7 separate regions of the Homo sapiens genome follow, and regions 2, 3, 4, 5, 6 and 7 are each linked to region 1. Evidence: read pairs that join two places in POLR2A ChIA-PET (ENCODE). Cell type or tissue: HepG2. All regions are shown on one strand. Links, peaks and the distances in the headings refer to the core of each region. The heading gives the core; the rest is flanking DNA.

Evidence for each region. ChIA-PET counts read pairs that join two places held together with the same protein. Peaks named below come from ENCODE experiments on the same cell type or tissue, not always from the same donor. Only the 100,000 strongest peaks of a DNase experiment are listed, where the experiment ranks them.
Region 2: POLR2A ChIA-PET joins it to region 1 with 18 read pairs; 6 of 35 experiments call an interaction of 5 or more read pairs at or near these places.
Region 3: POLR2A ChIA-PET joins it to region 1 with 18 read pairs; 11 of 35 experiments call an interaction of 5 or more read pairs at or near these places.
Region 4: POLR2A ChIA-PET joins it to region 1 with 17 read pairs; 5 of 35 experiments call an interaction of 5 or more read pairs at or near these places.
Region 5: POLR2A ChIA-PET joins it to region 1 with 15 read pairs; 5 of 35 experiments call an interaction of 5 or more read pairs at or near these places.
Region 6: POLR2A ChIA-PET joins it to region 1 with 12 read pairs; 5 of 35 experiments call an interaction of 5 or more read pairs at or near these places.
Region 7: POLR2A ChIA-PET joins it to region 1 with 27 read pairs; 6 of 35 experiments call an interaction of 5 or more read pairs at or near these places.

Annotation. Positions count from the first base shown.
Region 1 is chr2:207,817,565-207,822,022 of GRCh38, reverse strand. PLEKHM3 (pleckstrin homology domain containing M3) reads left to right here. Exons shown (of 8, transcript NM_001080475.3): 8 at 1-735. Among named protein-coding and RNA genes, the nearest start is that of FZD5, 50 kb to the right of the region's middle. In HepG2, for the core only: no CTCF peak of the experiment used is centred there; DNase peaks (open chromatin) are centred at 1,395, 1,912 and 2,642; H3K4me3 peaks cover 1,520 bases.
Region 2 is chr2:207,746,252-207,750,709 of GRCh38, reverse strand. CCNYL1 (cyclin Y like 1) reads right to left here. Exons shown (of 10, transcript NM_001330218.2): 8 at 3,497-3,663. Among named protein-coding and RNA genes, the nearest start is that of MIR4775, 6.3 kb to the left of the region's middle. In HepG2, for the core only: no CTCF peak of the experiment used is centred there; DNase peaks (open chromatin) are centred at 2,639 and 3,559.
Region 3 is chr2:207,764,077-207,768,076 of GRCh38, reverse strand. FZD5 (frizzled class receptor 5) reads left to right here. Exons shown (of 2, transcript NM_003468.4): 2 at 1-4,000. The coding sequence ends at 1,095. Among named protein-coding and RNA genes, the nearest start is that of FZD5, 3.8 kb to the left of the region's middle. RefSeq lists enhancers at 1-335, 336-892 and a silencer at 927-986. In HepG2, for the core only: CTCF peaks have their summits at 45 (motif pointing left) and 1,177; DNase peaks (open chromatin) are centred at 46, 1,166 and 2,326; H3K4me3 peaks cover 3,790 bases.
Region 4 is chr2:207,895,577-207,900,034 of GRCh38, reverse strand. All of the region lies in intron 6 of PLEKHM3 (pleckstrin homology domain containing M3), which reads left to right. Among named protein-coding and RNA genes, the nearest start is that of PLEKHM3, 130 kb to the left of the region's middle. In HepG2, for the core only: a CTCF peak has its summit at 2,933; DNase peaks (open chromatin) are centred at 1,914, 2,364 and 2,924; H3K4me3 peaks cover 460 bases.
Region 5 is chr2:207,924,648-207,929,105 of GRCh38, reverse strand. The region is part of intron 5 of PLEKHM3 (pleckstrin homology domain containing M3); the gene reads left to right. Among named protein-coding and RNA genes, the nearest start is that of PLEKHM3, 99 kb to the left of the region's middle. In HepG2, for the core only: no CTCF peak of the experiment used is centred there; DNase peaks (open chromatin) are centred at 835 and 2,665; H3K4me3 peaks cover 323 bases.
Region 6 is chr2:208,031,760-208,036,217 of GRCh38, reverse strand. It overlaps the pseudogene RPL9P14. Among named protein-coding and RNA genes, the nearest start is that of PLEKHM3, 8.5 kb to the right of the region's middle. RefSeq lists an enhancer at 1,968-2,027. In HepG2, for the core only: a CTCF peak has its summit at 1,923 (motif pointing right); DNase peaks (open chromatin) are centred at 1,927 and 2,277; H3K4me3 peaks cover 489 bases.
Region 7 is chr2:207,868,723-207,873,180 of GRCh38, reverse strand. All of the region lies in intron 6 of PLEKHM3 (pleckstrin homology domain containing M3), which reads left to right. Among named protein-coding and RNA genes, the nearest start is that of FZD5, 100 kb to the right of the region's middle. In HepG2, for the core only: no CTCF peak of the experiment used is centred there; a DNase peak (open chromatin) is centred at 2,690; H3K4me3 peaks cover 854 bases.

The DNA.
Region 1 (4,458 bases), core at 1-4,000:
GGTGAGACCCATCTCAAAAAACAAACAAAAAAAGAAGTAGAATCTTACTGTGAATAGCTACTAGCCTACCCTAGAAGATATATATTTTAAATCTGTTTCTTAGGAATAGTAGCTAAAAGAAGGAATGGCCAAAGGAGGGAAAGTGGTTGGCCGCAGCGGCTCACACCTGTAATCCCAGCTCTTTGGGAGGCTGGGGTGGGAGGATCACTGGAGCCCAGGAGTTCAAGACAAGTCTGGGCAAGATAGCGAGACCCTCATCTCTTTGAAAAATATATATATATACTTTTTTTTTTAAAGGAGAGAAAATGCTTAGGTTGCAAATGGAGAGTATTGAACGTGGTGATGTAAAAAACTTCTGCAAAACTTGTTCTGTAGCTCCTGGGTCAGGTCTATGCCATTTTTTCTTATATCTGCTCACACAGTACAGAAATGACTAAAATTTTGGGTCTGGGCTGTTATATCACTTTGTGTTAAGTTATTTGTAGTAGCTAATGTGCTAACTTATATATGTGTTCTTTCTGTTTTTTGGATTTTACCTTTTGTTTTGGCATAACTTATCTATATTTTTGTTTACATTATTTTAAAAATATCAGTAACTGTAATAATATAAAATTGAAGTTGTATTGTTGACAATACCTCTAGTTTTTAAGGTCATCTGTCACATAATTTAAGTGCACCAGTTCCTAATGTATAAAGTTCTCTCTCTCTCTCTCTCAATAAACAATGCAGAAAATACTTTCCTTTCTCATAACAACTTGATTAAAATACTGCTCTTGAGGGGGTGGTGAAAGCCCAAGGTGAGCCCTATATATTAATTCAAAGTCAAGATTTGAGCTTTATTGAAAATGAGCCACAGCCAGGTGCGGAGCCCAAGGCAGGCAGATCACCTAAAGTCGAGAGTTCGAGACCAGCCTGGCCAACATGGCAAAACCCCCTCTCTACTAAAAATACACAAATTAGCCAGGCATGATGGTGGGCACCTGTAATCCCAGCTACTCAGGGGAGGCTGAGGCAGGGAGAATTGCTTGAACCTTGGAGGCGGAGGCTGCAGTGAGCTGAGATCGTGCCACTGCACTCCAGCCTGGGCGACAGAGCACGACTCTGTCTCAAAAAAAAAAAAAAAAAAAAAAAAGAACCACTTTTAAATTATCTCAAGTATCTTACAGATAGACTTTTAAAACAATTCATCAACCTACAATATTCTCATCAGCCCTTTCCATGCTCATGAAAAATGTAGTGTAACTTTTAAAAAGATGCAGGTGTAGTGTCATGGGCCTTATTTGCTGAATCTAAGCATGATTGCTTTCAGTTCCAAGACAAAGCTGCCAAAGCTCATGCATGGATGTTCTCCCACCAAAGCTTTTCCCCAAGCCTTCTGGCCCTGATTCCATTTCACCATTCCTGCACTCTCCAAATTAGATGGCCAAGTGCCAGGTGGCCAGCTAGGCAAAAGTGTTGGTCCTTCCTTCAGGGACCATATTTTGGGAGCAAAGAAGGAGCAAAGAGTGGAGAGTAAAGAAAAACTTCCTCCTCAAAACGGCAGCTCTCTGGGAGTTGAGAAATGATCAGAAATATCTGCAGGGCCTCATGCCTGGGCTGACCCTCACCCACTCAAAAGGCCAGGGGTACAACAACTATCCACTTGGAACCTTTAGAAGGCTCGATTTAAACTCACTTTCCCAAAGGAAGACATGGAAAAGAGACTAGAAAAGGTTCTTCTGGTAAAACATTTACCAAGATGAACCCTGAGCCTTACACCCTAAGACACACCTAAACAAGTTTATGCCTGGCCCCTCCCACTCCACCCTCAGGAAATCGGCCTGGGCTCACACCCACTCTGTCCAAGAAATAACTGGACTTCGTCGTCACACGAAACCTGCCACAATCCACGATAAAGAGAAACGGGTTAATGTTTCACTGAACCAAACTAGACATACGATGTAGTCAGAGCCTGGATTCATAATCAGATGAATCACACAGGACAGGTTAGCTTTCCCCCAGTTGTAGGAAACTGGCAAGGCTGGATAACTCCAGGAAGTTCTGACATCAAAGAGAAGATAGGCAAAAATGTGTCAGAACCGTGGAAAGAGACACTATTTTGTTCATCTCTTATCCTCAGGAGATGAGGATGATTGAATCTCCCTTAATTGTTTCCCATGTCCTGTTCTTTGATGACGGCTCAACATGATGGTTTAAATCCATGGTTCCTGCATTCGAAACACAGAAATAAAAGCAAAATCTCCGGGCCTCATCACAGACAATTGACTCAGAATCTCTCCGGATGGGGCTTGAGTATTTGTATTTTTTAAAAGCTCCCTGGGTGACCCGATGCATTCTGGAGGTGAAGAACCACTAGCTTAAACGAAGCAAGTTGCCTTGAAATAAACATTTGTTTGCTGTATTGATGGTCCACAGTGGGAACAGTGCCAAGAGGAATTGGAAGGAAGAACCGCGGTAGCTGCCCTGCAGTTAACAGCTGTTGCTTCTCTTCTTCCTAAAAGTCACAGCACTTTGGAACTTGCTGCTCATGGACTGCAATTGTTTGCATAAAGCCTTACCTTTACACCCCTTTTATTTTCTTCCAGGGTGTGATTAGCATGTATTTATCAGTATATCTCATTGCCAGAGAGCATTAGTGAATAGAAGTGTCCAGGTCGCAGCTGCAGGCAACTAAGCTGGCCTAAAAGGAGAGCTCTGTATGCTCCCATTCATTTTTTCATTCCTCCCAGTTATCCTGTGATTGGTCCTCAAATGCATGTGAGAGTCCGCTCCCAGTTGAGGCCAATCCAATGAATGTGAACCTCACACTCTGGATGGTGGTTTTTAAAACAGAAAATCACACCAGGCGAGGTGGCTCATGCCTGTAATCCTAGCACTTTGGGAGGCCAAGGCAGGTGGATCACCTGAGGTCAGGAGTTGAAGACCAGCCTGGCCAACATGGTGACACCCTGTCTCTACCAAAAATACAAAAATTAGCCGGGCTTGGTGGTGTGTGCCTGTAATCCCAGCTACTCAGGAGGCTGAGGCAGAAGAATCACTTGAACTCGGGAGGCAGAGGTTGCAGTGAGGTGAGATCGTGCCACTGAACTCCAGCCTGGGCAACAAGAACGAAACTCCATCTCAAAAAAATTAATTACTTTAATTAAACAAAATAGAAAATCACTAGGTGCTTCTTGCCCAGAAAGGCTTAGGAAATTCAGGAAATCTTGGGCTATGTCCAGATTCATCTTGCTTCCATAGAAGAACTAAGGTTTTGGGGAGGTTTTTTTTGTTTCTTTTCTTTTTTTTTTTTTTTTAAGCTCTGTCTCCCAGGCTGGAGTGCAATGACACGATCTTGGCTCACTGCAACCTCCACCTCCCAGGTTCAGACGATTCTCCTGCCTCGGCCTCCTGAGTAGCTGGGATTACAGGCATGAGCCACCACGCCTGGCTAATTTTTTTTTTTTTTTTTTTTTTTTTTTTGAGACGGAGTTTTACTCTTGCTGTCCAGGCTGGAATGCAAGGGCACGATCTCCAGCTCACCTCAACCTCCGCCTCCCAGGCTCAAGCGATCCTCCTGCCTCAGCCTCCCGAGTAGCTGGGATTACAGGCATATGCCACCACACCCGGCTAATTTTGTATTTTTAGTAGAGATGGGGTTTCTCCATGTTTGTCAGGGTGGTCTCAACCTCCCAACATCAGGTGATCCGCTCGCCTTGGCCTCCCAAAGTGCTGGGATTACAGGCGTGAGCCACCGCGCCTGGCCAGGCCGGCTAATTTTTGTATTTTTAGTAGAGACGGAGGTTTCACCATGTTGGCCAGGCTGGTCTCAAACTCCTGACCTCAGGTGATCCACCCACCTCAGCCTCCTGAAGTGCTGAGATTACAGGCGTGAGCCACTACGCCCAGCCAGAACTAGGCTTTAAAATGAACCAGAGTTCATTCACATCCAGGCATCTGTTGAACTGTTGATTTTCAACTTCAACTGCCAGCTACAGGTGAACAGATACTTAGAAAGGCATTCTTCCCCTTTCCTCCCTTTATGAGGTCAATAACTAATGACAAATATTCCTCATGGATGGACTACTTCGCCAAAGAGTTCAGAGTCTCCTACCAAAGATGCTATTCTATCTCCATTCCCACAATGCTGAGCACATCAGGTGCAGCCACAGCGGCAATAACTGGATTATCAGTCTGTGTAGGAAGCAAGTGCCAAAGGGCAAGGATGCAACTAGAAATGAACTTGGGTCTACTGGGGCTTTACCTGGGACTTGTTCCAAAGTAGCATCGTTGGAAACCACATTCCTCATTGAGAAAAAAGTGTTTTGCATTTATTACATTATTATATTGGATTATGACTGGGGTAGAAGATTCCTCCCCCACGATAACAAAGGTCCCTGGTACACAATACTTAGGAAGCCTGAGACAAAACACACCTAAGAGAAAGATATAGTTTATTCTCCCTCATTTGCATATATT
Region 2 (4,458 bases), core at 225-4,224, 72 kb after region 1:
TCGGGCCTCATTCTTCAGAGTTCCATTAGTGCAGCTGTACAATTCATACTTCACGCTCACTCACAAGGCCCCACTATAGTGATCAGATGAAAGGAATGATGTATGCTGTTTATTAGCTCTGAAGAACTTGCAGACATTTTCACCAGGCTGATAACAGGAAGGGGCTTATTGAAGTAGAGAAGCACCAACAAAAGGAGTAGGCATATCACCACGGCAACAAATGGATCCATCAAGAGCCACTGCTATTATCTCTGAGGGGGAAAAACTCTTGAGGCAACAAGGATTCATCTCAAATAAATAAATAAGCAAGCTACATTACAGGGGAAGGGAATCCCCTCCCCCTGTCCCGGCGCATGAGGCTATGTCAAAGGGCATAATGCAAGTTTCTGCTCACTTTAATATTATGAAGGTGAGAAATTGTCACTATGACAGGGTGAGGATACTCTTTAAACTTTGGAAGGCAGAAAGATCAAAGGTGGATGTCTTGGCTAGACTAAACCCATTTTATGATATGACTTATGGTAGGTCACTGGACTTAAAAACTCAGTGTTTCTTCTGAGTTGGGAATGAAACCCTGAGGTGCTCAGTATCTACCGTCCTGGTCAGAACAGAATGTAGGAGTGAGCTGAATGCAATGGGAGAGGAAAGGGCTGGGAGTAGTAGTCGGCTACATGACCACACAGCTGCCCTTGCCAAATGCTTAAGCAAATAAACATAAAACTAGAGAAAATCTTAACCACTTTCACAGTAATCCCTATAAGGAGTTAACTGTATAAAAATGATAAATACCTAAACAACATATTTGGTTTCTTGGTTTCAAAGTTTTAATATTTTATCCACTGGGTAAGTCAACAAATGCTTGATGATCTCCTGTATGGAGAGCAGTTAATATGAGCAGAGATGTGGTTTTCTCATTTGCTGAGCTTAAAAACCCAACTGAACCTACTTCCAAAATTAATTTCCTGTTCATATGTCCATAAGCCTATAGAAATGTAAATCAGATAATGTTTTGATAATCAGCTAACCAGGACTTAATTTACTACAGCAATAAATGCACTTCACAATCCCTTTTATATTTTTTCCACTAATACATTTTAACTGTGTAGAAATATAGTACTTCATAGGATTAACACACATATTAATAGAGGTTTAATCACTGAAGAAAAGCATTATGCTTACAGAATATGCATCTTCTAGGTTTTTTGTTTTTTTTTAAATGGCTAGGTGGCTGAATAGCATACCCTTTACAGGCACAGCAAACCGTCTGAATAGCAGCTGCTCAGTTTAACTTATTCTTTTAAAGGGAAATATATTCTAACAGGACATGTAGCTGTTGAAAATTTTTAAGAAAAACCTGATAGACACCAATTTAAAATTGTTTCAATTTAGACTCAAAATGAGACCACTACAAATAGTCAACAGCAGGGGGATGAGACAAATGTATATTAAACAGTTTGTTGAAATGCTTTCCAAAGATCATAAACAAAAGCAGCCTGTTTGTAGCATAGCTCCTGGTGCTTCCCTGGGCATACACAAACAGCACTATTTAGAACTGGTCTTCTTGGAGCTGGCCCCTGCCACCACTGCTCCTGAAGCTTACATCTGTAGAAACCTGCACATTTCCCTGCAGGTTCTCTGATACTGTATCTTGAACTAGAGCACCAGTCAGTTCAGTTGCAGGTTTTGAGAACATTTTAGCTGCCATCATGGTAGGGCTAAGTGTTCATAATAATAAATTTTGCTTCCTTCAAGAAACCAGTTTGCAGACGGATGACAGCAGTGATCAAAGTCACTTTAGTTTCTGCAATTTCCAAAAGTACTTCCATTTGTTTCAAATTCATTTGCTGTCACACCCTTTGCTAAAACGGCTACCAGCAATATCACTAGGGCTGTTCGGTAAACAGTAAAGTGGTCAACTTCACCAGAAGCCACTTCAACAGCTACCACAATTACTGGTTCCTTTTTAGTCACAAGTATCCTCACTTCAGTTGTGAATATATGGTATGGTAATTCTGAATGACAGTCATATGGAGTAATGGGCAAAGGCAATAAAAACAAACTCTTGCCACTGCCTGTCATGACCTTGATCTTCCTCTGCTGCTCAACATCATCAAGAGGTGCTCCTTCATATTTTTCTAAATGCCACCCACAAAGCCATTCTCACTGTCTGGTGGGCACCCTGAGAGCCTTTGCTGGAAATGCCTCCCTGGCTCAGCCTGCCTACCAAGCTCCAAGGCCCTTCCCTTCACGGCCGACACGAGGCCAGCCTGGAAGGAACCCTGATGAAGCTGCTGTTTCAGGGTCATATTGGTGCCATCTGTGAGGAACTCCATGACTCAGCAAGGATCCTTGCACTCTCATAGGTAACTCAAGGCCCCCAAAGTGGTGCTGTGGTTGTCCGAGTGCCCAGGGAGCCTCTCGAGTGTGGTGAGCGTTGGATGATGCCCCAGCAGTGCTTCTCAGACCGCCTGAGGGGAACGCTGGAGCTTCCTAACTCAGGAGACCAATTTCTAAATACAAAAAACACTCCTAATGGGGAGGGGTCAGGGGCACAGGGATCTTCATATCTCAAGGCTTCTGTAAAAACAGACCTTCAGATAAAATGTGGAAAGACTAGCAAAAGCAAATATACAATGTGTGACTCAGGTTGAAGCTACGTAACTTCTCAATAGTCCAGAGGCCCTAAGACCTAATAGTGGCCAAACAATTATTTCAAAGGCCAGACATATGCCCTTTAAGGGCTGTTTATACCCTACTGGTCACATGAAAAGATATAAATGAATGAATGAATGAATGAATGAAAAAGAGAAAGGAGCTTGAACTGGCAGATAACTTTTTAAAAGCCATAAAGAGGCCAGGCGTAGTGGTTCATGCCTGTAATCCCAGCTCTTTGGGAGACGGAGGCGGGCGAATCACAAGGTCAGGAGTTCAAGACCAGCCTGACCAACACAGTGAAACCTCGTCTCTACTAAAAATACAAAAATTAGCCAGGCATGGTGGCGCATGCCTGTAATCCCACTGTAATCCCAGCTACTCAGGAAGCTGAGGCAGGAGAATCGCTTGAACCTGGGAGGTGGAGCTTGCAGTGAGCCGAGACTGCATCACTGCACTCCAGCCTAGGCAACCGAGCAAGACTCCGTCTCAAAACAAAAAATAAAATAAAATAAAGATATTTACTGTGCTATGTTGTTCTGGTAGTATACTTGTAAGATTTTTGCCAAAAACCACCCAAAAAATATTTTTCAATTTATCAAGCAGATTATTACACATCAAAACCTACCAAGTAATGATGGAAAATATGAAGTTAGTTTTTTTTTTTTTGAGACAGTCTTGCTCTATTGTGAACTGTTATACTAAAGATAGACAGATATAGTCTTATGCCTATTTCCATTATCTGCATAATGTAACCTTTAAAAATATTCCTTAAATTGTTAACTTTATAGGAATAAGATACTGGAAAATGGTTAGAAAGTTCACCAAAACCTTACAAACTCACATGTCCTCAACTGTAATGTCCTTGAGGATCTGGCAGTAGTCCACATTCCATACAGCCTGATCGTCCCAAACCTTGGAGGCAAGAAGAATGGCTCCCAGAACAATCCTTTTCCAGTTGGTGGGACAAATGTCGATTTCAGCATAAGTTAAAAGCCTTTCTAAGTAAACCTGTAAAATAGAGCACTGGTCTTTGATTTTAGTTCAGTTTAAATGCTTTGATAAGCTTTTTTTTTTTTTTTGAGACGGAGTTTCACTCTTGTTGCCCAGGCTGTAGTGCAATGGTGCGATCTCGGCTCACAGAACCTCCGCCTCCCAGGTTCAAGTGATTCTCCTGCCTCGGCCTCCCGACTAGGTGGGATTACAGGCATGCGCCACCATGCCCAGCTAATTTTTGTATTTTCAGTAGAGACGGGGTTTCTCCATTTTGGTCAGGTTGGTCTCGAACTCCTGATCTCAGGTGATCCACCAGATCCTCCCAAAATGTTGGGATTACAGGCGTAAGCCACCGCGCCCGGCCCCGAAATGCTTTGATAAGAATTCATGACTGACAAATTTCTTTTGTTTTTGACCAGAAAATAAGTGCCTTTTATTCTTATGTTCTACAGAGACTTTGCTTACTCAGCCAAAGCAAGACACTAAATCACAGTTGTAGGTCAGATATCTCTGCTGCCTATTCTGCCCATATACATTTCCCACCCAGTCACAGGAATGACTGGACATCTCAGCAAACAGCATCATCAAGAGAGGCACTCTTATCACCTCCACACCCATAATAGAGTTGTTCAATAAATAATGAGTGCCTACCAGGTACAATGTATCATACTTGCATGGTAGATAGTAATTTTACAGGTAGCTATATTATGCTCAAATATGTAAAACCCAAGTAATACTGAGCACATTTTTACCTTCTCCTTTTCACAGTAACTAACCCTTTTGTGGCACTAGCTTGAAGAACTGCTGGTC
Region 3 (4,000 bases), core at 1-4,000, 54 kb after region 1:
TGCTACCAGCCGTCCTTCAGTGCCGACGAGCGCACGTTCGCCACCTTCTGGATAGGCCTGTGGTCGGTGCTGTGCTTCATCTCCACGTCCACCACAGTGGCCACCTTCCTCATCGACATGGAACGCTTCCGCTATCCTGAGCGCCCCATCATCTTCCTGTCAGCCTGCTACCTGTGCGTGTCGCTGGGCTTCCTGGTGCGTCTGGTCGTGGGCCATGCCAGCGTGGCCTGCAGCCGCGAGCACAACCACATCCACTACGAGACCACGGGCCCTGCACTGTGCACCATCGTCTTCCTCCTGGTCTACTTCTTCGGCATGGCCAGCTCCATCTGGTGGGTCATCCTGTCGCTCACCTGGTTCCTGGCCGCCGGCATGAAGTGGGGCAACGAGGCCATCGCGGGCTACGCGCAGTACTTCCACCTGGCTGCGTGGCTCATCCCCAGCGTCAAGTCCATCACGGCACTGGCGCTGAGCTCCGTGGACGGGGACCCAGTGGCCGGCATCTGCTACGTGGGCAACCAGAACCTGAACTCGCTGCGCGGCTTCGTGCTGGGCCCGCTGGTGCTCTACCTGCTGGTGGGCACGCTCTTCCTGCTGGCGGGCTTCGTGTCGCTCTTCCGCATCCGCAGCGTCATCAAGCAGGGCGGCACCAAGACGGACAAGCTGGAGAAGCTCATGATCCGCATCGGCATCTTCACGCTGCTCTACACGGTCCCCGCCAGCATTGTGGTGGCCTGCTACCTGTACGAGCAGCACTACCGCGAGAGCTGGGAGGCGGCGCTCACCTGCGCCTGCCCGGGCCACGACACCGGCCAGCCGCGCGCCAAGCCCGAGTACTGGGTGCTCATGCTCAAGTACTTCATGTGCCTGGTGGTGGGCATCACGTCGGGCGTCTGGATCTGGTCGGGCAAGACGGTGGAGTCGTGGCGGCGTTTCACCAGCCGCTGCTGCTGCCGCCCGCGGCGCGGCCACAAGAGCGGGGGCGCCATGGCCGCAGGGGACTACCCCGAGGCGAGCGCCGCGCTCACAGGCAGGACCGGGCCGCCGGGCCCCGCCGCCACCTACCACAAGCAGGTGTCCCTGTCGCACGTGTAGGAGGCTGCCGCCGAGGGACTCGGCCGGAGAGCTGAGGGGAGGGGGGCGTTTTGTTTGGTAGTTTTGCCAAGGTCACTTCCGTTTACCTTCATGGTGCTGTTGCCCCCTCCCGCGGCGACTTGGAGAGAGGGAAGAGGGGCGTTTTCGAGGAAGAACCTGTCCCAGGTCTTCTCCAAGGGGCCCAGCTCACGTGTATTCTATTTTGCGTTTCTTACTGCCTTCTTTATGGGAACCCTCTTTTTAATTTATATGTATTTTTCTTAATTTGTAACTTTGTTGCATTTTGGCAACAATTTACCTTTGCTTTGGGGGCTTTACAATCCTAAGGTTGGCGTTGTAATGAAGTTCCACTTGGTTCAGGTTTCTTTGAACTGTGTGGTCTCAATTGGGAAAATATATTTCCTATACGTGTGTCTTTAAAAAAAAATGTGAACAGTGAACGTTTCGGTTGCTGTGACTGGGAAGTTGTTGGGTGTGCTTTTTCAGCCAGCTTCTCCTTCCACTGCTTAAAGTGTCCATGATTCTTTAAGGTGAGCTGCAGTTTATAGCCCCAGGTCATACCTAGGAGGGGAGCATAATGAGCTCAGGGCCTCCCCAAAGTGACAAGGTTAGGGAGTGCTTAGCGGTTTTGTGTTCAGCCTTAGCTTTGTTTATAGAGGGAGGTTCAGTTTCTTTTCTGTAGTGCTTGTAATAATTCTCACTCCTAACAGCACCATCGTTGTGTCTTGAATAAGTTAGAGGTAGCATTATAGAGGATCTGGCATAAATATTTGCAGTAGTGAGAGCCTAAGCGATGGTGATTGGTGGAGCTTGAATTTTAGGCTGGTGAGATGGCAGCTTTGTGCCTGAGAGGTAGTGGGTGGTTCTTAAGCTTCAGTGATCCCCTTTTTTTTTTTTTTTTTTTTTTTTTAAGGAACTTGTGTTATAATTTTGGTAAAAGTATAAACCCACTCCCTCTGGACAATACTTAGCGACAGTTGCTAAAGGGGGCTCCTTTTTAAATGTAAGGACTGAAATGGATATACTTCTAATAAGTAAATTTCCAACACTTATTTGCTCCACCCCCTCCCCCCTCCCCCCTCCCCCTTTATCATGTTAAACAGCCTTTTTGCTTTTCTTATTCCTCCTCTCCTGGAGAGCTGTGATTAGAAACCACACCCACCCTTGAATGAAGTGCTTGAACTGGGGGAGGGAGGCTGGCTACCTGTGAACAAACATTGGCCCAAATAAGGGAAAATAAGTGTTCCTGGACTTTGGACTAGTTTATAGCCAGATATTCCAAGAGCAGCAAGACGTTGCTCTCTGCCGTCTCTGAAAACAAAAGAGATGCATAACATGCTTGCACAACCTTTTAAAATATAGATCAGTATAGTGCTACCTCTATAGTTTTCTTCCTCTTCTGAGAAAGCCTGTATATTGATGATCACACACACACACACTTTGCAATTAGAGAATTTGGTTTGCTTTACTAATCTGTTTAACTATTCCTTCATTCATTATGAACGCTTATATTGATGAACATACACACAGAGGTTTCTTTGCTATTAGAAAATTCTGTTTGCTTTCCTAATCTGTTTAAGCATTCATTCATGAAGAGTGTGGGGCCATTACTGGGGAAGGGGGGTGACAGTGCCTCAGCCAGCAAAATACCAATGACCAGGATTGGGGACTAAATTTAGGAAGCTAAAATGGCCAGAGCAATTAACATTTGAGAAAATCCTGTCTAGGAAAACAACTTGAGTGTAGGCATTTGTAATTCACTTATACCAAAGTTGGAAAAGTAAAATTTAAGCCTAGGACAATTTTTACTTCATGGATGTTAAATAGACAAATGCATAGTTCCCAGGGGGAATTTAAACACTTTACTGGTGGGAAGAAACCTAGTATTAAAGTTGTAAGGACTCTCAAAAACTTCACATTTATTAAAATGCACTGCTCTTACCCAATTTATCCTCTGAATTAAAATTTCAGTGGATTCTACAAAACCTCGTACAAATAGCTACAGAACTTTGTGCCTATTTTATTCCTCTATTTATTCTTCTAGGAAGAAGCCTCTTCCTAGAATCTTGAAATAGATCCCTTGACTGAATGCCAATTCCTCTCCTGTTTTTCAAATGAGAGAACCTTTTCTGATCACCTTGACCTTTTCCCTCATTTCATATGTCTTCCCAGAAAGTAGACAGACTGCTCTGCTGCCTTCAGTCATTGTGCCTCATTTGGGTTGTCCCTCCTTCTTTGTGGAGAAATCTGGAAATGATGCACAGTGTATCCAAAAGTTGTGGGATGAAGTGGATGAAAGTGATTTAATTCATTTTTAGAATTTTTTTTTGTTTTGTTTTAGCAACATGCTGAACAACTAATTTACTTTAAAAATAAGCCAGTTAAAACAAAGGACGCTAAGCCCAAGTGGGGGGCAATATTAGTCAGGATCTTTGGGGTCTAATTCCAGACCAACTTTCAGAAGCACTTCTTTGTCTCTGTTCTCACCTCTGCTGTCCCTCTCTTCCCTCATCCCCTAAGAGAGACAAAGATAAAAGCCCACCTGCATCCCTAAGTCTTACTGAGATCAGCCACCCCAGGGGAGAGAAACTGGATCTACTTACAGCCACCCCCTGTTTCCATCCATATAGTTACTTCCCCCAATTTGCATGTGATTATGGAAACAAGTCATGCTCATGAAAGCAACTGTAAAATAAAAGGTTATGGAGTAGTTCAGCAACTTCTTCACAGCCAGCTTTGTGGAGCTGGGGAGGACTTAGGGCCCATTGGAGTCTCTTATGTGTACAGCTTCAGGGCTGTCCCTTTCAGTTTGATTTTAAGCAATGCCTCACTTCATAGCTTAGGGGGTAAGGATTCCATTCAGGTAGGTTGTCTAAAGGAACTAATGGGACCTCTCAGTGAATTA
Region 4 (4,458 bases), core at 217-4,216, 78 kb before region 1:
TTTGTTCGTTGGTTTTTTTTCACCACTAAGTTTTGGGGTAATTTGTTTTGCAGTAATAGTAACCAGAACACCCAGTAACTTGGCCATCAGGGAAGGCTTCCTAGAGGCTATGACTGTAAGTTAAAATTTTGGCCCATAATCATGAGCCAGAGAGAGAGGACTAGGAAGAGAACTTTGAGGCCATGGTAACCTTAAACCACTCTAATGATCTGATCTACAGTGTTTCTTCCATGGGGGCAAGCTAAAGAAAATTTTCACTACCAACTGTGACATTTCTTAACACTGTCTGCATGCTTCAGGATTATTCTGATAAATTGTCTCAACAAAACATTCGTAGAATGAGTAAAACGGTATCGCTTCACTTCCCTCAGAAATGAAAGATTCTGGGATGTGCCTTGAGGTGCAAGAACGAGGAATTGAGTTTTAAATCTTTCCATCCCACCTGTGCACCTGAAATGTGAGCCCAACTCTGTCACCAAGCCCCTCGCTGGGTGTTTTCTCCCTATTCATTTATTCATTCAGCAAATATTTATTAAGCATGTACTATGTATCAGGAGCCATGTTACCCCTGAAATTGAAAGGGCACATTTTCTCAGAAACGGACTAGATTCTTACTGATTATGGTCAAACTCTTGCACTCTGTCTGTGTGCCAGGAACTTGTAGTCAAAGCTGCTCATGATTCTGTTCCACTTGGTGATGTCCAGTAGAATTTCATCCCTTGATGCCTTGGACTAGCCATCCCACCACACCCACAGTTGGTCTTCAAGGGACTAGAAGGATAACCAGAAGGCACTATCTATTCAGATGTTTGAGGGCTGAGGAGGTTTCCAGCACTTCACCCAATTCAGAAATGTAACCAGGATGCATGGCAACCTCAGAAGACAGCATTGCCACATGTGTCTTAGCGGACATCATTGTCTCCATGTGATAGTGGCCTGCGATTCCCTCCATATTTGGAACTTGCAGCTTTTCAACAATATTACACCCATCTTTGTGAGGAAACATTAGAAGGCTGATGGAGGCAGCTTTTCATATTGTTGTTTGGCTTTTATTTGAACTTCCGGCTAAAGCCTAGTGAACCATCAACACATTTGCTCCTGGAATTTTATTTTATTTTATTTTATTTATTTATTTTTTTGAGACAGGTTCTTACTCTGCTGGCCAGGCTGGAGTGCAGGGGCATGATCATGGCTGGCTGCAGCTTTGACCTCCTGAGCCCGAGCAATCCTCCCATCTCAGCCTCCCAGGTAGCTGAAACCATAGGCACGCGCCACCACGCTACGGCTGATTTTTAAAATGTTTTATAGAGGTAGGAGTCTCCCTATGTTGCTCAGGCTGGCCTTGAATTCCTGGACTCAAGCAATCCTCCCACCTCAGCCCCCTGTGTAGCTGGGACTACAGGCTTGCACCACCATGCCCAGCTAATTTTTGTGGGGTTTTTTGGTAGAGATGTGTTTTCGCCATGTCGCCCGGGCTGATCTCGAACTCCTGGGGTCAAGTGATTTGCCCGCCTCAGCCTTCCAAAGTGCTGGGATTACAGGCGTGAGCCAGCACGCCTGGTCCATTTCACGTTTTAAAGGAGGGAATTCTGGCTCTAGAATAGAGCTATGTTGATTGGTATTCCTGCAGAGACCAGGCAAATGGCATCTGTCCCTGAAGCAGGCCCAAGGGGAGACAGGTTGTGCAGATGAACCAGAGAGAGCTTCCATATCTGAAAGGGGCAGCTGTTACTCAGTAGCCCCAGAGTTGTCTGCTCTTCCCGTTTTCCAAGAGAAGCCGGAAATCTGTATTTTTATGTGAAATTTCTCAATATTTAAACACTCTGCAGGCCAAACAAAACACAGCCACCAGTTTTGACCTCTGCTTTATAATAGAGAATGCCTGCTTTTGTTCCGTCAAACTAATGAATGCTGAATTACGAGAAGGAATTTGGAGGTTAGTGTTAGATTGTGCTCCTCAAAAGGCGGCAGACCCCATCCCAAACCCTTGAGATACTAATTGGCAGACTTGCACAGGCTGACAGCTGGACTCTGAAAGTGGACACACACAAGGAAACAGCCAAGCTATTCCAGGTCACTTTGCAAGGTCAGGGCAGCAATGCAAACATTAGGAAGGCTGAAGACAAAGGTCAGGTGGCAGCAAGGAAGCCCTACATTCCCTTAAGCTGTTGGTTGATAAATCATATTCTAAAGGTATCACCAGACTCCCTCACCCTGACATTGCTTTGTGAGGTAGAAAATTAAATAGAAATCAAAATTAAGATGGCTGTCAGGAGCTTTTAGGAGGCCAGCACGCCAGTGTGAGGTGAACATGGGATGGAGTTTCTGCCTGGAGCAAAGGTCTCCTAAGGGATGATGATATCCAACATTGGGCATTGCAGAGGTGCTGGCCGCTGCAGCGGTCACACACTGCAGCTTTGGAGGCTGCCTGTCTATGTTCAAATGCCGACTCACCCCAGAAATATTAGGTGACCTTGGGCAAGTCACTTCTCTTTGTGCCTTAAGCACTTCATCTCTGAAGTGAGAATAATAGTACCTGCCCCCGAAGGTTGTTGTGAGGCCTTAGAGTTAGTATGCATAAAGCACTTAGAACTTTGCCTGACACTTAAGGGCTTAGGAGATAGGCACTTTACTAGGGGTAGAGTATTGCTATTAGTGTTGCTGTGAGGTGTGGACCTTGTATAAACGGCTCCTGGGAGTTTTCTTCAGCGTCATCAAGACACTGCATCTGTGGACACTAAACCACAACCATTGCCACAAAAGCAATGCTTGCTATGTCTCAGTTTTCCCCCTCATGTTCCGTAGGGGAATCTAGGCCATAGAAACCTGCTATAGCTGCAGCTATATAGTCACCATATGGAGCAGCACCTTGGTAGGGAATGCAGAATAGCTTCATTTCCTTTTGCCTCCAGGATGATCCTAGACCAGACCTCCCCAGTGGCTCCATAGGGGAATTGCACCTGGAGAGCCCCCACCCTCTTGAGCCAAGGAACTCTCCCTAGGCCTGCGCTTGAGTGAGTGGTACTACCTACCCTCTGAATCTTGCCACTTGTTTCTTGCAAGAATGCATGACCTTTTGGTGGGCTATGCACAGACGTCTTTTCAATTTTAACAAAAAGCAGTCTTTCTGTAAATTTTGTAGAATCCTGGAGTACACATTTTTGTGCTTAAAGAAAACCATGGAGTCCACACTCTTTCTACAGCTGCGGAGAGAAGCTTACCAGACTGAAATGTTGGCAGAAACAAAGAGACGCCATGTTCCTTCCCACCTGCAATTATAGTTTTACTAGCTTGTAAAGCACACATAGAATTTGCAGTACATTCTTCCCTTGCAGTAGGGGAGAGGCCCTGCTGTGAATGTAATTGGCTTTCTAGCTTCCTTTAACATTGAGGTGGAAGGGAACTGGACCGAAGGGCCTTTACTCTTAGAATTAACTGATGTTGAATTGTGTTTAAATTCCATGCATCTCCCTGAATGCATTTGTTCCATTAAGTCTTAGTCAGAAGTGGAGGCACAGCTTACCTCTGAAAATATTCCAATCCCTATCATTTCTCATCACTTTGTAAAAGCTGAGTTTCTTTCTTTTTAAAAAATGGATTTTTAACTTAACCCGGGTAGGGATTATTTTCCATCCTGTTAACCTCTGTTAAAGATGTATGGCATCTTTAGATGACAATTTCATACAGTACAGCCCATTTAGGTCACTTTTTATTCTGGCTATGGCCTTGCAACTATATCAGTTCCCAGGAAGAGGACCACAGGCATGTATTTGGATGGAAACTGTATTACTTTACTTCTCGAATCCCAGTTTCTTCATTCGTGAAGTGAGAGGATTGGATTAAACAATCTTTACAGCCCCTTCCAGCTCTAGGGCCCTCATTCTGTGATTTTATAGAGCTCGAGAAGTGATGAAATTGTGGAAGTCTTTCTGCGTGTATCTGCTTTCTGGGGGCTCCCAGCCAGTTTGCACGAAGTATCCAGGCTTCTGGGTGCAGCAAGGAACCTGGAATGAGAGCCAGGTCGCTGAGTGTAGGCTCAGCACCTTCAGTTCTAACTGACAAATGGCTGGATTTCCATTTGCCAAAGGTCAACTATTTCAACTTTTTGTCAGGAAATAACAGCTTTAAGCATTTTGACAAATATGATCTGAAGGACAGCTTATTAAAACAAGTTAAATATACTGATTTTATATTTTCCTTAAAGACAAATTGTTGTCTTAATACCTTACAATTCAGTGGCAGTTAAAATAATGCCCAGTAAACAAAAGTTGGCCAGTAAGAACATGCAGAAGGTAATATGCCACCTAGCGGGTTTCCTCCTAAAACGGGCAGCACCAGTCAGGTTATCTGGTGAACTGTGAGTTGGCATTTGTGTTTGGGCTAACAACAGAGAGCCCATTGCAGCTGAGGTTTCCAAGAGGTGGAACTATTTAAGAACTTGGGCTATAAGGGACATTA
Region 5 (4,458 bases), core at 307-4,306, 110 kb before region 1:
GCCTGGCACAAGGTAGGTGTTCAGTAAGTACTGAATGGATAGATGGAAGGAGGGATGGATGTATATTAAGTGTCACTTCAGACCACTGAGTAATAGCTAGTAGCTCAGTTTTGGGGAGGGAATCATCTTCAGAGTCTTCTTTTTCTTACCTTCCTATTTTTCACTTAGCGCAATGTCTGACCCATCCAAAACACTCAAAAATAGTTGTTGAGTGAATAAGAAAATGAGTGAAAGAGCAGTCAAATCAGTCCAAAAAATTTAGATGGTTCTGTTTCTGAGATAACTCTCAAATCTTTCCTCTCCTTTTTACTTCTAATACACTACCCTGGTTGAGAATCTCAAGGCTATTGCCGTGTCCTTCTAACTAGCCTAACATTTCTTCCCTCTTCAATCCAACCTTTGCATTAGATAAATTATTTAAAATAGAAGTATAGAATTCAAGATCTGCCCAAGTCTAACCCAGTATATTGTTCTACTCTCAAATACCCTGCCCTTCCGGCAAAAATTATTACTTTGCTCTCAAGGCATTCCCTTGTGGGAATTAAATGAGTTCACACAACTGAAGTGCTTAAAACAGTGCTTGGACATACTAAGCATACAGTAAATACTATTATTGTTATTAATATCACTTTCTTATCCTAGACTGTTCTTATATCTGGCTTTAAAAATATTTGATAAAATATTCCACTTAAAAGCCACCACCTGTTATTTTCTCTACTAGAATTAATCCTCTTTTCCTGCTGCTATGTCAAGAAAGGAGTGAGCAAGGGAGAGTGGATGGAAAGCTAGCTGGGCCCAGGCCTGTAGTTTCTGCTTATACAGTGCTTGCTTCTCCATGTGACTGTTTCATAAAATGGGTGGAGCAGTCTGCCTACAAGCCAACAATGAGACATTGATTCCTACAGAAACTGAGGAAGCACTGCTTTATTTTAAATTTTGTTATTTTAGATTTCCTATACTTACATGTTGTTAAAATATTGTTTAGGGTTACCATTTCTCTCAAACCTGAGGCAGAGAAAAGTGTGCTAGTAACAAATAGTACTTTTACGGCTTTTGAGGGAAGGGGTAAGTTGAGGGGGGATGTTATTGAATTTTTTTTAAATCTTTTTTATTAAAAAATTTAATTAAAATGTAATTATTAAAAAATTGTTTTTCTAGCCACTAAACAACCAGGGATGATTTATTCTGAAATACGACTATTTAGTGAAATAATCTCCAAGAGTTTTGCCAGGGTGTCCATACTTCCTGCAGCCAGGCCACACTTTCTTTTCTTTTTGAGACGGAGTTTTGCTCTGTCACCCAGGCTGGAGTGCAGTGGCACGATCTTGGCTCACTGCAACCTCTGCCTCCCAGGTTCCAGCAATTCTCCTGCCTCAGCCTCCTGGGTAGCTGGGATTACAGGCATGTGCCACCACGCCTGGCTAATTTTTGTATTTTTAGTAGAGACGGGGTTTCACCATGTTGGCCAGGCTGGTCTCGAACTCCTGACCTCAGGTGATCCGCCTGCCTCAGCCTCCCAAAGTGCTGGGATTATAGGTGTGAGCCACCACACCCAGCCAGCCACACTTCTTTTTTTTTTTTTTTTTTTTTGAGACAGAGTCTCACTCTATCGCCCAGGCTGGAGTGCAGTGGCATGATCTCGGCTCACTGCAGCCTCTGCCTCCTGGGTTCAAGCGATTCTCCTGCCTCAGCCTCCTGAGTGGCTGGGATTACAGGCCTATGCCACCACACCTGGCTAATTTTTGTATTTTTAGTAGAGACGGGCTTTCACCATGTTGCCCAGGCTGAATCTGACTTCTTAAAAACAAAGTTAGTCACCAATACCTTTATATGTAATGAGTTTATCCAAAATCAATATTTAAGGCTCCCTTTGTTTTACCTGAGGATACGACATCTAAAGTGGGGGAGTTTAAACAGTGAGGTGAACTTGCTGGACTTAACTAATCTCATATATCCCTGATAGAAACTGAAAGAGGGAGGAGTTGATGGGGAACAAAAAAAAGCAAGAGAATCCAGTTCTTATCTAGTCGTAAAAGGCATTCTCTTCCTGCCTGGTTTTTACCTCAATATGAGAGTGGCCATTAATCTCCAGCAAGTAGGCGCAACATGCCGAAGACCTGTCAGCACCATATAAACAGAATAAAGCAAACTGTTAATATTGCTGTCGTGAGAAAACTGAAAACAGACTGATTAATTGTATTAGCGCTCGACCGCCAGGGAGCCAGCTTTGGCCGTCGCCTTATTAGGGAAGTCATAGTTTGCTTTTAGGCCTTTCATTATGATGGCTGTCCGGTATTCATCCTCACTGTTTTTGTTATTGTTGTTAAATGAACGCCTTGTTCTTGAACCCACACTGCACATCTTGACTGGCAGGGGTGATTAGTTTAGAAAAAGTCAGTGTCCTCCCCGAAGCTTAAAATGTTTACAGTGCTGACAATTCACTGTTTCTGAGGACTCCCAGATGGCGGTCCTGCTGAATTAGTTCAAGGTCTAGTTAACTTTTCATGAGAAGAATTATTTACAGTGTCCACACATGAAGGTGCATGAAGAACTCTGTGGAAAATCTGGGCATACATGGCAATGTCAGGACACATCCGGATCAGCAGCTGTTAGGGAAATTTCTGGGAGGGACGTTAAGAACTGCTAGGAAGAGCCTCAGCTCTTGCTGAACACAGGAACAGCAGGATGTGTCACACACAGGCACGGTAGAATGTGTCACCTCAAGGCCAGATTTGGCCAGCAGACATGTTTTGTTTGGCCTCACAGGGATGGCCCCACAAAGTTTTGAAATTGTGAAATAGTTGCCAACTTTAAAAAAATCAGGAGTTTTCATGCACACACAAAGTGAAGCTTTCTGGTTTCTCTTGGGAAATGAGTTCTGATTACACAGAACTTCCCTCATTCTGTGTAGCAGAGATCAGCTTTAGACACTTGACTTGCCACTTTGCCATAACTTCTTCTGCTCTAGTTTGTCTCCCCAAACCCAGTGCCACTTGGCATATAACACATTGCTGCCCTGTTTTTCTCATCTCCAGCCCATTTAATTCGTTTATGGTGGTTCCCTGGGCCTAGGCATTCGAGGTTTTAACCCCAAGGCCATGTAATTAAATATTAAGAACAGAGTTTGTCGATGTCTCAGATACTAGATCCGTAACTCGGTCAGGAAGTTCATCTCAAAGGATGCCGAATGTCTAGATGTGGTTCTCTCAAAAGACAGACATGAAGAGTCCTGTAGAACTAGAGGAAATAACACCAGGTCGACTTCAAAGTTCCTCAGAAGATGTGTTGGGGTGTCCTAAGGCTTGGGCTAGGCCATTACAATGCGCCCCTCAGGCAGTTGCGGTACAGTGATTTGAGGGAGGGACCATTACCTGGAGCAGCAGCCTCACCACAAAGCTGAAGATTAGAGCTGGGTTACCAAGCCCAGGTGGGGCAAACTGAGAAAAAAGAAAAAAGTGAGGACACAAATGGAGGTGGTTTATTATAAACTCTGCGTTAAGTTGGACGGCCTGAGCTCAGAGCTCATTTCTGTCTCTGTTAGCTTTCAGAGCCAGTTTTCTCACCTGGAGACAATACCACCTCATAAGGAAAGTGCGAGGATTCAGGGATTTAATGCCCAGAACAGAGCAAGCTCTCAGGAAATATTAGCTGCTATAACTTTTATTTTAAGCAGATCATAATTCAGGAGGAGCCAGGAGGTGAACAGGGGAGAAGAGGCAAAAGGAAGATGAGCCTGGAGGCATCCAAGAGCCTGGGATTCAGGGAATTGCCACACCTTTCTGTGCAGAGCACACAGGATCAGTAGAAGTTATGAGATGCGGACTCTGGCCCATCAGTAGCGATCTACCCGGATCCCTCAGGGACCATGCCCCTTAATCCTCCCTCCCTGCTTCTAGCATATTTAATTAATGTCATACTCTCTAATTTTTTTACCTGCCCTCTCACTAAAAAAAAAAAACAAAAAACAAAAAAACAACCCTGTTCATACTACCACCTAAGATCCCATCTTAAGCACTCAGAACTGTCTCCATTTCCCTTTTGCCCACTCACTTCTGACGTGGCCCCTTGCAGGCTGGCTGTGGATTGCACTCTCCTCTGACACCTTGACTTCCTGAGGCCCTTGTTTCTTTGGCCTCCTGGGCATTGTTGGTCACCATTTCTCCTAGACCTCCTTCTCCCTGTCCTTCTCTGCACTCTGTCCTGTCCGAGTCTCCCCCTTCTCCTTGCCCTCAATGCCTCCACATCCTCCAGCTCCCTAATGCTAGGAATACCCAACACCTCGGCTGCCCTTCTGCATAATCCTCCAGCCTTCACAGGAGCCAATGGGGCAACTTTATGTGAGCTAGCAGAAGGTGCCCCTTTCTCAGGGCACTTGGTTTTGTTGTTGTTGTTGTTTTGTTTGTTTGTTTTGGTTTGGTTTTGAGACAGAGTCTCTCTCTGTCACCCAGGTTGGAGTGC
Region 6 (4,458 bases), core at 189-4,188, 210 kb before region 1:
CCTTTTTTATTTTTTTGTGGAGAATGGGGTCTCACTATGTTTCCCAGGTAGATCTCAAACTCTGAGACTCAAGCTATCCTCCTGCCTCTGCCATCCTAAGTGCTGGGATTACAGGTGTGAGCCACCATGCCCTGCTACCAGGGAAGTTCAACCCAAAGATTCACTCTTGGTAGGACATTTTGTAAGAAGGGAAAATAGGTCATCATTTCTGATTAAAGTTCAGTATATTCTTTTTTGTTATTTTTATTTTTTGCACTACTCTGCAATATGATATCTCCATTTTGCTGCATGAAATAACAGATTGTTTGTCAGAGGCCAAATATTACTAAGCACTGTTATTAACTCTCAATATGGGCTGGTTGCGGTGGCTCTCACCTGTAGTCCCAACACTTTGGGAGGCTGAGGTGGGCGGATCACTTGAGGTCACAAATTCGAGACCAGCCTGGCCAACATGGTGAAACTCCATCTCTACTAAAAATACAAAAAATTAGCCGGGCATGGTGGTGGGTGCCTGTAATCCCAGCTACTCAGGAGGCTGAGGCAGGAGAATCACTTAAACCTGGGAGGCGGAGGTTGCAGTAAGCCGAGATCACGCCACTGCACTCCAACCTGGGTTACAGAACGAGACCCGGTCTCAAAAAAAAAAAAAAAAAAAAAAAATCTCAATGTGAATTAACTCATTTCAACAACACTTTGAGGTAGATAATATTATTACTATTATTATGTCATCATCATCCCCATTTTACCTATGGATAAACTGAGGCACAGAGAAGTAAAGTAGTTTGTGCAATCCCTGAAAATTAAAAAGCGGTAGAGACAAGATTCTAACCACAGTGCAATGCTGCTTCTATTCAATCTCCTCTGCTTTTCTACCTCTACTTATCCTTTAGGTCAAGCTCAAACCCTCCCTCTTTATAGAAGCCTATCTGAGCAGCTCCATCTGATTTTCTGGACTTCTGGACGTTCCTTTGCCTTCATCCCTCCCTGGATGTTTACTGTTTGGGACTGCTGGAAATCTTTCCAAATTTGTATCTATTAGCTCTACCATCTAAAAGTGAAAGGTCTCAGAGTATATGTTCCAGGTTGAAAAACATTTTTAGGTGAAAAGTGACTAGATTGACAGTTGAGTAGGCAGATGACTGGTTTCCCATAACAAGTACGGTGGACTCTGTGATGTACTGCCCAGATCCCCCATCAAAAAAGGACTTGTTGCTCCAGCTTCCGGGAGTGCTGTCAGCAGATTACCATCAGTGGCCATTCTTCTTAGGGACTGTCTCAAGTTCATAGAGCCACCTTGCCCTAGAGTGGCCCATATCCAATGACTAAGGGATGTGGGAATATAAAATCCTGGCCATCTGGGTCAGTGGTGTGCTGGAGCCAGCTTCTACTGATTCTTAAGGCTTTAATATGTGCATTTCCAATTCTGTGTTCTGTGATGATACATCCAGAGCTTGAAATTAGGCATGGTAGGGATTTTTATATTGTGAAAATCGGCAAACTCTAACAAATCAGAACTTTTACTTTTTCAGAGTCAGTTTACCAGCACACCACTGTTCTTGGTTCTACATAAAAACTATGCTGAAGCCACATCAAGACTGAGACAGTTTTTCTTTTATAATATTTTAACTTTCTGGACGATTCTCTTGTAATCACCCAATGGCTTCTTCCTGCCCACTGCACAGATAAAATCAATATACTAAGACTGTGGCATTGCAGTAGGGAAAGAGTTTAATTGACATGAGGCTGACTCATGCAGAGGAACTGGAGTTATCACTCCAATCAATCTCCCCAAAGGCTGGAAGACTAAGGTTTTTATGGACAATTTAGTGGACAGGAGGCTAGGGAATGGATGCTGCTGATTGGTTGGGGATGAAATCATCAACGTGTGGAAAAAGCTCCTGGTGCACTCAGTGCGCCTCTAGGTGGGGCCATATGACCAGTTGAGTTATGAGTCACAAATCCAGGTGAGGTCAGTCTGAAACAACTACAAACCCAGTATTCGTTTCTACAACAGTGGTGTTATCTATAGGAGCAAGTGGGGAAGTCACAGATCTTGTGGCCTCCTGGCCACATTACTCCTGGCAGTAAAGGATTATAGAAACTACATCTACATTTTACCAGAGTTCAAGCCCCTTCCATAATCCTATTCTGTGGTCTTTCATTAGTCTTACAAAGGCGGGTTTCTGTCCCTGAGCAAGGAGGGGGCTAGTTTTAGGGAGGGACTATTATCATGCTTGCTTTCAAGTTAAACTATAAACAAAATCCCTCCCAAGGTTATCTTGGCCTATGGCCAGAAATGACCAAAGATAGTTTGAAGGTCAGAAGCAGGATGGAGTCAACTATGTCAGATTTCTTTTACTGTCATAATTGAAACCACAAAGGCAGTTTCACTCATCTTTAAGCTGTTAATGGAGGCCTCTGGATAGTACTGACCATTATACAAGCCACCAAGAGTCAATGAACCTCATACCTAGAGGACAGTGAATTCCTTAGTAAATGCTTGTTTTTTCTGTTTTGTTTTGTTTTGTTTTCCAGATGGAGTCTCACTCTGTTGCCAGGCTGGAGTGCAGTGGCATGATCTCAGCTCACTGCAACCCCTGCCTCCCAGGTTTAAGTGATTCTTCTGCCTCAGCCTCCTGAGCAGCTGGGACTACAGGTGCGCGCCACCACGCCCAGCTAATTTTTGTATTTTTAGTAGAGATGGGGTTCCACTATGTTGGCCAGGATGATCTCGATCTCTTGACCTCGTGATCTGCCCACCTCAGTCTCCCAAAGTGCTGGGATTACAGGCATGAGCCACTGCACCCAGCCAGTAAATGCTTGTTGAATGACCACATTCAAATTGCTCTATTAACGTCTTCTGTAAATTCTATCACTTATTCTTGATCTTTCTAGTTTAAAAAGCCTTGGTAGTTGGTGGTGGGGTGGGAAATCATTGAATAGTTAGCTTTGCTAATGGCTTTTCGCTTTTTTTCTGTTAACTTATTTGTAGAAGTGATAGTCAAAAGAGTTAAAGACATATATGGCCTGGCCATCAACTAATCAAAAAGAATCCTAGGCCACGCACAGTGGTTCACGCCTGTAATCCCAGCACTTTGGGAGGCTGAGGCAGGTGGATCCCCTGAGGTCAGGAGTTCAAGACCAGCCTGGCCAACACAGTGAAACCCCGTCTCTACTAAAAATACAAAAATGAGCTGGGTGTGGTGGTATGCACCTTTAATCCCAGCTATTTGGGAGGCTGAGGCAGGAGAATCGCTTGAACCCAGGAGGTGGAGGTTGCAGTGAGCCGAGATTGCGCCACTGCATCCAGCCTGGGCAACGGAGTGAGACTCCGTTCCCCCCCACCCAAAAAAAAGAATCTTGGCCCTAATGTAAGAGCAGGGCCATTTTGCTCTTACATTAATGAAAGATGGGCTGAAATACCCACCATTTCAGCAAAATAGGGTCAGATATTAATCTTTTGTGTGCTGGATCTTAGGATGTGGGAGGTTTCTTGTAAAGAGACCTTAAGATACTTAGAGTGCTTAGAGACTGAAGCTAGTTACCAACCCATATGGAACTGTTTCAATATTTTAACAGCAGGTATGTCCTTGTGGGTGCCTTCCAGCTGAACAGCAGGTTCATTTATACTTTCAAGGAATAACTCTATTTGTGACTTCAATATTTGACATCCCCTATGCTTTTAATTTACCTAAAGAGACAAAGAACAGTAATTACACTATGTTGGTCTTAATAAATATCCTAATCATTTTTACTTGGGCTTATTTTGGGAGATGGGTGAGGTATACTTGGCTTGCAAATTTTAAGCTATAAATAGCACTAAAAATGTTCTGATTAAGTTTAAAACACTTTTGATGAGGTTTTTGTTTTGTTTCTTGGAAGACAGCATTGTTTTTTTGAATCCTGGTTTGAGCATTACTTTAGTAAATGAAGGCTAAAAGGAAAATACTTAATGAAAGTATATAGTAATGGCACTTCCTCATATGATGTTTAACATTTTTTGAGATCATTTTCTAAGTACCATAATACTTGTGGAGGAAAATGCAAAGATGAACAAGATAGGGTGCCTGCCCTGCCAGGGATGCTGAAGGGGATATGATGGGGGAAATTTTGTATTTGTCAATTAACCTCAATAAAGCTGGGAAAAAAATCAATTAATTAATTAAAAATGGGGAACCTAAAGTTGGAAAAGAAGAGTTTCCAGGAGTGGGTTAAAAAAAAAAAAACAGGCTTTCTTGTTGTTGTTGCCACATCTACTGCAAGAATGAAGACCATTCTCAGCAACCAGACTGTTGACATTCCAGAAAATGTCGACATCACTCTGAAGGGACGCACAGTTATCGTGAAGGGCCCCAGAGGAGGCCTGTGGAGGGACTTCAGTCACATCAATGTAGAACTCAGCCTTCTTAGGAAGAAAGAGGCTCCGGGTTGACAAATAGTGAGGTAACAAAAAGGAAC
Region 7 (4,458 bases), core at 288-4,287, 51 kb before region 1:
TGCCACAGAACCATCAAGCCCAATTTCTTCTTTTTTTAAATATCACTATCATTGTTATTATTATTATTATTGCTTTCATCCTTCCCTACTTCTTCCCTTCTTTGCTCTCAGCCTTTCATGTCTCTCCTAACTCTTATGGTTCATTCCCCTACATGATCAGGTAATGCTACTTTTGTTTTTCCTCTGTTTCTGAAAAGCCATATTTCTTTAGTTTCTCCCACATACGTACATACAGGGAGTTGCTTTGTTTTGCTTTCTGTTTTTCCTCAGCTGTAGTTGCTTCTCCTTTTAATAAAGTTACTTCTCTAGTTTTGGCAAATAGCCTAAGGTGTTTGTTTGTTTGTTTGTTTGTTTGAGACGGAGTCTCACTCTGTTGCCCAAGCTGGAGTACACTGGCGCGATCTTGGCTCACTGCAACCTCCGCCTCCCGGGTTCAAGTGATTCTCCTGAGTAGCTGGGATTACAAGCATGCAGCACCACCCTCGGCTAATTTTTTTGTAATTTTAGTAGAGACGGGGTTTCGCCATGTTGGCCAGGCTGGTCTCAAACTCCTGACCTCAGGTGATCCATCCCCCTCAGCCTCCCAAAGTGCTGGGATTACAGGCATGAGCCACTGCGCCCGGCCGCCTCGGGTTTAAGTTGATGATAAATCCATTTCTGTCACAGAATTTTGTGTAACTTTAATTTATGAGTTTCCCCTAGTTGAGCCAATAAGATGCTGTTAAAGATCATCTTCATATTCAGAAAATTGCATGAGATGTGACCATTAAAAGAATTTTTATACAAGAACTTCATATAAGGACTAGAGGTATTATTTTTCAATAAGCCAAAGGCAGATCCAGTTCAGATCAAAACTGTGGATCTAAACCTGGGCTAATTTAGTCTGCACAATCCTGCTTCTGTGCAGGAACTCAGTTTTAGAAATCTTACATTTCTACAAGGTGGGTCAGTAGGCATCCAGTGACCTCAGAATTCCTGAGCTGAACCAAATCCTGGGGCTACACTCTGACCTCAGATGCCCTCAGAAAGGCCCCTTCCTTGGAGTAGCAAGGGGTGCTTAAGAAAGTGAGTCAGAAGTTGTCACTAATTAGCTGGGTGATCTTAGGTAGAGCTCATCACCTCTCTGGGCTCAGTTTTCTCATATATTAAGTAACGAAGGTGAGTTAAAAAGTCTGCTTAGAACTTTTCCTCATTTACTGCTCAATGAGTCAGTAATGTCAGAACTCGGGCTAAAAGGAATAGTAGAGACCTAAATCAGATTTATTTCAAACATGTAACTAACTCAACAGAGAAGCACAATTCTGCTGACCATCTATGAGAATTTTCTGGAATTGTCTCAATTTAAAATACTGTAGTTTATTTTCCTCATAAATAAAACACATGTACCTATATCAGATCATATAACCTGTTTTGAGCTCAGAATATTTGGACCACATTCTTGTACTTACTCTTTGCAAATGCTTCATTAAGTTCCATGGAGTTGTGGTTTAACTAAACCACAACCCTTGAGGCACTTAGTGCAGAAAAGCTGTCTGAAGTAGACCCCATCCCATATATTTTTCTGGATAAGAAATGTGCCTTCTCGGTTTCATCTTTGCCATTCTAGCCACTGAGAAAAATGAAATTGAAATTTTTTAAATCTTTTATTCCCTAAGACCTAGTTTCCAGCAGAGAGCAAAATGTAATTTGATAGGAGTGATGGTGGCCACTCATAAATCTACCCAATTGCATTAAACCAGATTAAACTATCACATAGTTTCCCAGCTCTAAGCAGAAATTATCACCTTTGGGAGAGGATCAGATAAGAGCTAATTGGTGGCATCACAATCCACCCTCAGTAAAGTGCTTGATTAGCCAAAATTTAAGTCTTGTTAGAGTAGTCCCATAATGGATTGGGGAGGGTGAGGAGCAGCTAATTAGAAAAGAGACACTTCTATGTTTATGTACAAACATCCCAGCATTGAGCCATGATAAGGAGCTCAAAGGTTAATTATGGGAAAATGGAGTTTTGAACAACTTTTTGAAATAGGAATATCCCATATACTTTGGTGATATTTATTTATTTTGAGATGGGGTCTCGCCCTGTCACCCAGGCTAGAGCACAGTGGCCCAATCATAGCTCGTAGTTCACTGCAGCCTCAAATTCCTGGGCTCAAGGGATCCTCCCACCTCAGCCTCCTAAGTAGCTTGGACTACAGGTGCATACCACTGCAATCGGCTAATTTTTTAATTTTTTACAGAGATAGGGATCTCACTTCATTGCCAGGCTGGTCTGGAACTCCTAGGCTCAAGTGATCCTCCCACCTTGGCCTCCGAAAGTGCTGGGATTACAGGCATCAGCCCCCACATCCAGCTTACTTTTCATTTTCTATTTTTAAGGATTGATGAGTAAGAGAAGTAAAATTTAAAATTGAGGATTCAGAATAGTCTCGTGAGGTGTGTTAGGATTTTCAAGCTTGAGCAGAATCCACAGGCTGTTTTTTCCTAACTTCCCATGAACTCACCTGGCCAAGGCCACTAGACTTCACTCTACCCACCTATTAAATGAACTGAGAAATGACCCTAGAAACAAAATGCAACCTTTCATGGTTGTCTGGCCAGGCAAATGCAACTGAACTATATGGGAAATTATTTCACAATGTGTGACAATGTTGATTCTTCCATTTCGTCAAGCCAGCCTGTTCCTAGTGAGTGGCAGGTGACCGTTCACTGTGAATTGGGTCTTTTGGTTAGACTTTCAGAGACGGAGTTGTTTGTCAAGTGCAGCAGCCCTCTTCACCAAAGCATTCCCGACAGTCGCTCCAAATCTAGATGTTACACAATGGCTAAGGAAGCTTGTTTTGAAATGGAAGGTAAATTGACAAATCAGAGGGAAGGAATTAGCCAATGCATAAGGAAATTTGATGAGAAAGAGCTTTTTCCTCTCTTTTTTCTTGCCCAGGTTACTAGTTCTCTGTCTTCTCCGCCCCCCATAAATTTTGAATTTTGTGGTGGTGCTGAGGGAGTGAAGGTAACCAACATAAAAGAATCATTTGTGCCCTTTTCCCAATCCCACAGATCTCTATTGGCTGCAGACCTTGAACATGACACTGCAATTTCCTGGTGCCACACATGAGTAATAAGCAGCTGTTTCTGAAACTGTGGTTTGGGGAAGGCAGCACTAGGTTATTTTTTAACTTAATTGTAATTTTTGATTGGTCTGCAAGAAAGTAAATCAAATAAAGTCTGTTGTCTTAGTCTGCAAGAAAGCCATAGGCCTCAAATTCCAATGCTGACCATCTTGACCAGAATAGAAGAGGGAGGCAAAATGTGTGTATCCCTGAGCTGGAAGTTCAACCAGGCAGATTTCATGGGCTTCTTTCACACAAGAAGGGTAAGCATATTTGACATATTTGTCAGGGACTGGATGGTGGAAAGTGATATTTGGCAGTTCCTTGAGTTCTAGAAGTACCTAAAATGATGGTGAAAAGAATTTATAGACAGACTGCAAAGGTGGAAAAATAGCAAAATCTGGAAGCCGATACAAGCTTGATGCTACATTTTGTCTTTGTGTTACAGGGCAATAAAGTGACCTAATTTTGTTACAAATGAAAATGTGTATTCTTTGAATACCCAGTTAGTATAACACCTCTGAAATAGTCATATATACACACTCCCCAAGTAAATAAATCAGACTAGTACCTTCCTTAGTACAAGACATTAAGTTTAATGGAAAACAGAAACAAACTTTCACCCTATTTTGGACATCTGCCTTTTCTCAAGGAGATAGGGCAATTTGGTATATGGAGAAAGGGAAAGGAGGTTGAGTGCAGGGAAGCAAGGAAATGGGGGAAGAGCTACACGTTTCCTTCTAATTACACTGTCATGATTTTGTTCACGTAGACATGCCCTTTGAGGGAATAAATAGAGATAACTAAACCTCATCTCAGGTCTGTTTCACTATCACTAGTCATATTACCAAATGACCGCCTGGTTTAACTAAAAACTACCAGCCTTCTAATGCTAAAGATGAAGTGTCCTTTTGACTTTTTGAGGGGTTGTTATAAAGTTATATTAGCCTATGACTAATTTAAGTACAAGTAGGAAAGGAGTAAGACACAATTTCCAGGTGTTGCTAAGATGTTATCTTACGTAAGTGATTCAGATTAAGTTTGAGGCATGTTAAATGTCTTCCCCCTAGCATTTTGGCCTTGGCAAAATTACGTATGCTTGTACAAGCCCTGTTTTCTTATTTACAGCAATACCAGAAGAAATGGATGTGACTGCTTTACATTAATTTCTACTGATCCCATCCAAACAGATAATATCAGAAGAAATGGATGTGACTGCTTTACATTAATTTCTACTGATCCCATCCAAACAGATGAACAACTTGATGTCTTCCTTTAAAAAAAAAATGACATGTGGCCTTCATAGCTTTTTTCCTTCCCCTTGATGTAAATCTCAAGTGTTTAAAAG